Linked DNA regions of Homo sapiens: region 1 is linked to region 2. Evidence: chromatin contacts called from ENCODE Hi-C or POLR2A ChIA-PET data. All regions are on one chromosome and are shown on one strand. The core of a region is the stretch at or near the end of the contact, and the rest is flanking DNA. Distances in the headings are between cores, read along the strand shown.

Region 1 (3,605 bases), core at 561-3,060, 69 kb after region 2:
CTTTTCTGCTACGGTTCAATGATTTGGACTTGTGTGTATCAGAGAATGAAACCCTCAAGCATCTCACAAACGACACCACAACTCCGGAAAGTACAATGACCAGCGGGCAGGCCCGAGCTTCCACCCAGTCCCCCCAGGCCCTGGAGGACTCGGGCCCGGTGAATATCTCAGTCTCAATCACCCTAACCCTGGACCCACTGAAACCCTTCGGAGGGTATTCCCGCAACGTCACCCATCTGTACTCAACCATCTTAGGGCATCAGATTGGACTTTCAGGTATGCAGTAGCCACTCTCCACTCAGGCTCCTTAGGCAACCACTGTTACAAAAAGAGGATGCACCGTGTATGTTTTTACTGACTATATTGTACTAGATTGTAGTCTTGCGCGTGTCTTTTTTTTGTTGAGTTTGAACTACATGAACCATTTCTGTTCCATCGTTACATGGTAAAGTACCTGGCTAGAAGTAGTTTCTCAAAAGCCTGTAGGAATGAGAAACTGTGAGAAAACTGTTAAGGCCTGTCTAATATTTACAAACATGTAATTTTAATTCAGGCTTGTCCTGTTGGAGTTTTCATTACTTACTACACATCTTCTATTGCTATTAGTTTACATATTTTTTAATGGCCATTGTTAGTCTGGCACTGTGCTAAGCTGCTGGGAAGAACTAGAAAATGACTAAGATGGCTGGGTGCAGTAGCTCATGCATGTAATCCCAGCACTTTGGGAGGCCGAGGTGGGTGGATTGCCTGAGCTCGGGAGTTTGAGACCAGCGTGGGCAACATGGTGAAACCCCATCACTACTAAAATACAAAAAATTGGCCGGGCGCGGTGGCTCACGCCTGTAATCCGAGCACTTTGGGAGGCCAAGGTGGGCAGATCACAAGGTCAAGAGTTTGAGACCAGCCTGGCCAATATGGCAAAACCCCGTCTCTACTAAAAATACAAAAATTAGCCGGGCGTGGTGGCAGGCACCTGTAGTCCCAGCTACTCGGGTGGCTGAGGCAGGAGAATAGCTTGAACCCAGGAGGCAGAGGTTGCAGTGAGCTGAGATTCATGCCACTGTGCTCCAGCCTGGGCGACAGAGGGAGACTCTCTCTCCAAAAAAAAAAAAAAAGAAGTCAGCTGGGCATGCAGGCATGGTGGTGCGCACTTGTAGTCCCAGCTACTCAGGAGGCTGAGGCAGGAGAATTGTTTGAACCCAAGACGTGGAGGTTGCGGTGAGCCGAGATTGCACCACTGCACTCCAGCCTGGGCGACAGAGCGAGACTCCATCTCAAAAAAAGAAAAGAAAAGACAATGCCTAAGATGGGCCCGTGCGCAGTGGCTCACGCCTGTAATCCCAGCACTTTGGGAGGCCGAGGTGGGTGGATCACTTGAGGTCAGGAGTTCAAGACCAGTCTGGCCAACATGGTGAAACCCCATCTCTACTAAAAATGCAAAAAAATTAGCCAGGCGTGGTGGCAGGCGCCCGTGATCCCAGCCACTCTGGAGGCTGAGGTGGGAGAATCACTTGAACCCTGGAGGCGGAGGCTGCAGTGAGCCAAGATCATGCCACTGCACTCCAGTCTAGGCAACAGAGTGAGACTTCACCTCAAAAAAAAAAAAGGCCTAACATTTGGTCTCTTCCTTTTGGAATTTTGGGGTTATGGAAGAGACAAAGATAAACGTGAGTTAATGTTTATCAAGCACTTACAATAGTTCCTGCCACAAAGGAAATGCTACGTAAGTGCTTGATAAGGGATATGAAAAAATACATACTTATAAAATGTGGAGCACTGCCCTTTGACCAGTACTAAACCCATGACAGACTGTAAGTGTTGCAGGAGAAGGGCTAGAAGGCAGTGGAAGCTGGAATAATCAGGAAAGGCTTCATATGGGACACCTGGGCCTTGGAAGAATAACCTTTTGTTCTTTGGTTACCAAAAGGCTTTTTAAAAATTGCTTAGGCTAGATGCAGTGGCTCATGCCTGTAATCCCAGCACATTGAGAGGCTGAGGCAGGAAGATTGCTTGAGCTCAGGTGTTGAAGCCCAGCCTGGGCACATAGCAAACACCTGTCTTTATGAAAAAATTAAAAAAATTAACCAGGTGTTGTGGCGTGCACCTGTAGTCCCAGCTACTTGTGAGGCTGAGGTGGGAGGATTGCTTGAACCTGGGAGGTCGAGGCTACAGTGAGCTAAGATTGTACCACTGTACTCCAGCCTGGGCAATAGAGTGAGACCCTGTCTCAAAAAAAAAAAAAAAAAAAAACAAGAAACAAATAAAAAGTCCTTCAAGGAATTTAAGTGCCCACCAGCCTCCTATTGGCTGTTAGAGGTGAGAATATTCCCATAATAATCAAGGTATGGGTGACTTCTGGGTTTTCCATGTAGCAAGTGGACCTGTTGCTTATGGCATGGCATAAGGACACCTTCGGGATTTTTTGTTGTTATTTTGAGATGGAGTCTCACTCTGTCGCCCAGGTTGGAGTGCAGTGGCACAATCTTGGCTCACTGCAACCTCTGTCTCCCGGGTTCAAGCGACTGTTCTGCCTCAGACTCCCGCGTAGCTGGGATTATAGGTTCGTGACACCATGCCCAGCTAATTTTGTATTTTTAGTGGAGACAGGATTTTACCATGTTGGCCAGGCTGGTCTTGAACTTCTGACTTCAAATGATCCGCCCGCCTCAGCCTCCCAAAGTGCTGGGATTACAGGCATGAGCCACCACGCTTGGCTATTTTTTAATTTTAATTTTATTTTAATATTTTAATTTTTTATTTTAATTTAATTTTTATTTAAAATTTTATTTTAATTTTGAGACTGGGTCTTGATCTGTCGCCAGGCTAGAGTGCAGTGGTGTGATCATAGCTCACTGCAGCCTCAAACTCCTGGGCTCAAGTGATCCTCCCTAGTACCTGGGACCACAGGTGTGCACCAGTACACCTGGCTGATTTTTAAAACTTTTTTGTAGAGACAGAATCTTGCTGTCATGTTCAGGCTGGTCGTGAATTCCCGGCCTCAAGCAATCCTCCTGCCTCAGCCTTCTAAAGTCAAAGTGCTGGGACTACAGATGTGAACCACTGTGCCTGGCAATACGTTGGTTTTAGTTTAAGCTTCATCACTTGCCTTTCTTAACTCTGAAACCCTCTGACCTCTGTTTGTTCATATGTAAAAGGGGAACAGCTGCACTTCTTCAGTCATGTTCATGGGAGAGTAGTAAATTTTAAGTGAAATAATACATATAAAAGATGTTTGAAAATGGCTAGACAGCTGTGCAGAAATGCTGGGGATAATTCACCCAGCCCGAGCTTTTCATCTCTGATCTGCCCGAGGTCTGGTTTGGCATCTCCAGGCCATGTACTGGAAAGTGGCCACTTCCTTCGCTGCTTCGTGGCTCTGAGTTGAGTAGGACTCATGGTCAGGGTCAGGACTGCTCTTCTTCCTCAGATCCCACAAAGGCAGGTGCCTGGGCTGATAGATGATTCCTGTGTGGGTTTGATTTCAGGATTTATTTGTATCCCAGAGAATGACAAGTACGTGGTTCTTGACTTTATAAAAAAATGATTTCTCTTTCATAGGCAGGGAAGCCCACGAGGAGATAAACATCACCTTCACCCTGCCTACA
Region 2 (3,179 bases), core at 521-3,020:
CTCTTACAAGCAATACTTCAGTAAGCAAAGGCAGCTTTTTTTTTTTTGAGACGGAGTCTTGCTCTGTTGCCCATGCTGGAGTGCAGTGGCATGATCTCGGCTCACTGCAACCTCTGCTTCCTGGGTTCAAGCAATTCTCCCACCTCAGCCTCCTGAGTAGCTGGGATTACAGGCGTGCACCAGCATGCCCGGCTAATTTTTGTATTTTTAGTAGAGATAAGGTTTCGCCATGTTGGTCAGGATGGTCTCGAACTTCTGACCTCAGGTGAGCCACCCTCCTTGGCCTCCCAAAATGCTGGGGATTACAGGTCTGAGCCACTGTGCCCGGTCAAAGGCAGCTTTTTTATTTTTATTTTTTTTTGAGAGAAAGTTTGGCTCTTGCTGCCCAGGCTGGAGTGCAGTGGCGTGATCTCGGCTCACTGCAACCTCTGCCTCCTGGGTTCTAGTGATTCTCCTGCCTCGGCCTCCTGAGTAGCTGGGATTACAGTCATGTGCCATCATAGCCGGCTAATTTTTTGTATTTTTAGTAGAGACAGGGTTTCACCGTGTTAGCCAGGATAGTCTCGATCTCCTGACCTCAGGTGATCCACCTGCCTTGGCCTCCCAAACTATTGGGATTATAGGTGTGAGCCACCGCGCCCAGCCAAAGTCAGCTTTTTAAAGGGTTGCACAGCACTGCATATGCTACTTAAAATGAGATTATTATTCTTCATTCTTAGAATCCCAGTTAGTTTTATTGGTTGATAAATTCCCAGTTACTCGTACTCACAAGCACAACATTGATGATGAGTCTGACATATTTTTTTTTTCTTTTTTTTTTTAATTGATCATTCTTGGGTGTTTCTCACAGAGGGGGATTTGGCAGGGTCACAGGACAATAGTGGAGGGAAGGTCAGCAGATAAACAAGTGAACAAAGGTCTCTGGTTTTCCTAGGCAGAGGACCCTGAGGCCTTCCGCAGTGTTTGTGTCCCTGGGTACTTGAGATTAGGGAGTGGTGATGACTCTTAAGGAGCATGCTGCCTTCAAGCATCTGTTTAACAAAGCACATCTTGCACCGCCCTTAATCCATTCAACCTTGAGTGGATACAGCACATGTTTCAGAGAGCACAGGGTTGGGGGTAAGGTCACAGATCAACAGGATCCCAAGGCAGAAGAATTTTTCTTAGTACAGAACAAAATGAAAAGTCTCCCATGTCTACCTCCTTCCACACAGACACGGCAACCATCCGATTTCTCAATCTTTTCCCCACCTTTCCCCCCTTTCTATTCCACAAAACCGCCATTGTCATCATGGCCCGTTCTCAATGAGCTGTTGGGTACACCTCCCAGACGGGGTGGTGGCCAGGCAGAGGGGCTCCTCACTTCCCAGTAGGGGCGGCCGGGCAGAGGCGCCCCTCACCTCCCGGACGGGGCGGAGTCTGACATCTTTTCGTAACTCAAGAATCATTAGTATGACTGCCCCATGGAGGCATACTGCTCTCTCTCAGGTTTATTTCAATAATAAAACCTTTGGAAATTTTAATAGTGAAACCTACTTAAGGCCCTTTGCTCAAGAAGTCAGAATCACTGATCACTGCAATTACTCCCATGGCAGCTATAGAGCAACTTAACAGGATAATAGTGAATAAGATAAATTACACTTCAGATTCTTAATGGATTGATGTGCAAAAGTATATAAGGGAAGATGAGTGTGGGAGAGGAGTGCCTTTCAAATTTCTGCACACAGCAATAAAATAGGGAACTGGGCCATTGTAGCCATTACTGTTAGGGATTAGTCATCTAGTAACAAGCTCTGGGGCTCAGTGGTGGGTAGCACATCCTGTTTATTATAGACAACAAATTGGGTTAATTCTCTTGTTTGTGTGTCTCTGTGGAGGGGTTGGAAATTCTAGGTGATTTGCTAATTGTCTGATTTAGAATACTCCCCTTTCTACTAAATAATTAGTGTCTTTGGTGTGAAAATAGGGAGGCAGACCAGTTTTACAAATAGCTGCTGGCCTGGAGAATAACAGTTTCTACCAAGTGAGTGGTTAAAAAAGGCAGCCTGGAAAAATAACTGTGGGATGGTAAGTGTTTCTTATTTTCAAGGCTAACATAAGTTCTTCCTATGTGTTGGGGATGGAGGAGGGGATGGGTCGGTTAAGAAGTGAGTACAGTGCTTGCTTTTGCTTTGAGTGTCCCTCAATTTGTGTTTAGGAAAGAAGAGTGAGTATGTGGTTATATGGGTAGGGGGTGGGCCAGGGAAGGGGCCCAAGGTAGGAAATTCAGGAGACTTCACTGTAGTTCCACCCTTAGGGATATCCTTGGCACCTGGTCACATTATGGATGCCTCACCGTCTGCTGGGTATCAATTTTTTTTTTCTTTAGAGATGGAGTTTCACTCTTGTTGCCCTGGCTGGGGTGAAATGGTGCAATCTTGGCTCACTGCAATCTCCACCTCCTGGGTTCAAAGGATTCTCCTGCCTCAGCCTTCCGAGTAGCTGGAATTACAGGCATGTGCCACCACACCTGACTAATTTTGTATTTTTACTAGAGACGGGCTTTCTCCATGTTGGTCAGGCTGTTCTTAAACTCCCGACCTCAGGTGACCTGCCCGCCTTGGCCTCCCAAAGTGCTAAGATTACAGGCGTGAGCCACCTCGCCCAGCCAATCACAATTTTAAAAAACCACCATAGCCTAGTTAATGATGCTTATTAGCTTATTGCCACTAATCATTGTGCACACTCACTTCCTATATCAGAGTCTTTAAACTGCCCAATTTTTTTTTTTTTTCAGATGGAGTCTTGTTCTGTCGCCCAGGCTAGAGTACAGTGGCACAATCTTGGCTCACTGCAACATCTGCCTTCTGGGTTCAAGGGATTCTCGTGCCTCAGCCTCCCGAGCAGCTGGGATTGCAGGCATCCACCATCACGCCCAGCTAATTTTTGTATTTTTTAGTAGAGACGGGGTTTTACTATGTTGGTCAGTCTGGTCTCAAACTCATGACCTCAAGTAATCTGCCCACCTCCGCCTCCCAAAGTGCTGAGATTACAGGCGTGAGCCACCGTGCCCAACTTAAACTGCCCAATTTTAAGGGAACAATTGGGAAAACACTTGTTTAAAAAGGAAATGAAGGAGTTGCCACGATTGTGGTTAGCTGTGTGAAGACCCTAGAAAACCTATGTAAACTCCTGGGGGC

The links. A loop is a pair of places that touch in the nucleus more often than their neighbours do. ChIA-PET counts read pairs that join two places held with the same protein, here RNA polymerase II (POLR2A). Pooled maps may share reads with other maps.
Region 1: POLR2A ChIA-PET joins it to region 2 with 12 read pairs in Panc1. The contact joins two enhancer-like sites. A Hi-C loop is called at or near these places in 1 of 50 pooled maps. POLR2A ChIA-PET finds 5 or more read pairs at or near these places in 3 of 52 experiments (Panc1, activated CD4-positive, alpha-beta T cell and common myeloid progenitor, CD34-positive).

Annotation. Positions count from the first base shown.
Region 1 is chr7:66,944,986-66,948,590 of GRCh38, forward strand. TMEM248 (transmembrane protein 248) reads left to right here. Exons shown (of 7, transcript NM_017994.5): 3 at 1-276; 4 at 3,559-3,605. Among named protein-coding and RNA genes, the nearest start is that of TMEM248, 26 kb to the left of the region's middle. Within about 2 kb of position 1,811, at least 4 of the 41 ENCODE cell types and tissues checked have a DNase peak (open chromatin) inside an H3K27ac peak, as active enhancers do.
Region 2 is chr7:66,875,966-66,879,144 of GRCh38, forward strand. It overlaps the pseudogene GTF2IP23. Among named protein-coding and RNA genes, the nearest start is that of LINC02604, 27 kb to the right of the region's middle. Within about 2 kb of position 1,771, at least 2 of the 41 ENCODE cell types and tissues checked have a DNase peak (open chromatin) inside an H3K27ac peak, as active enhancers do.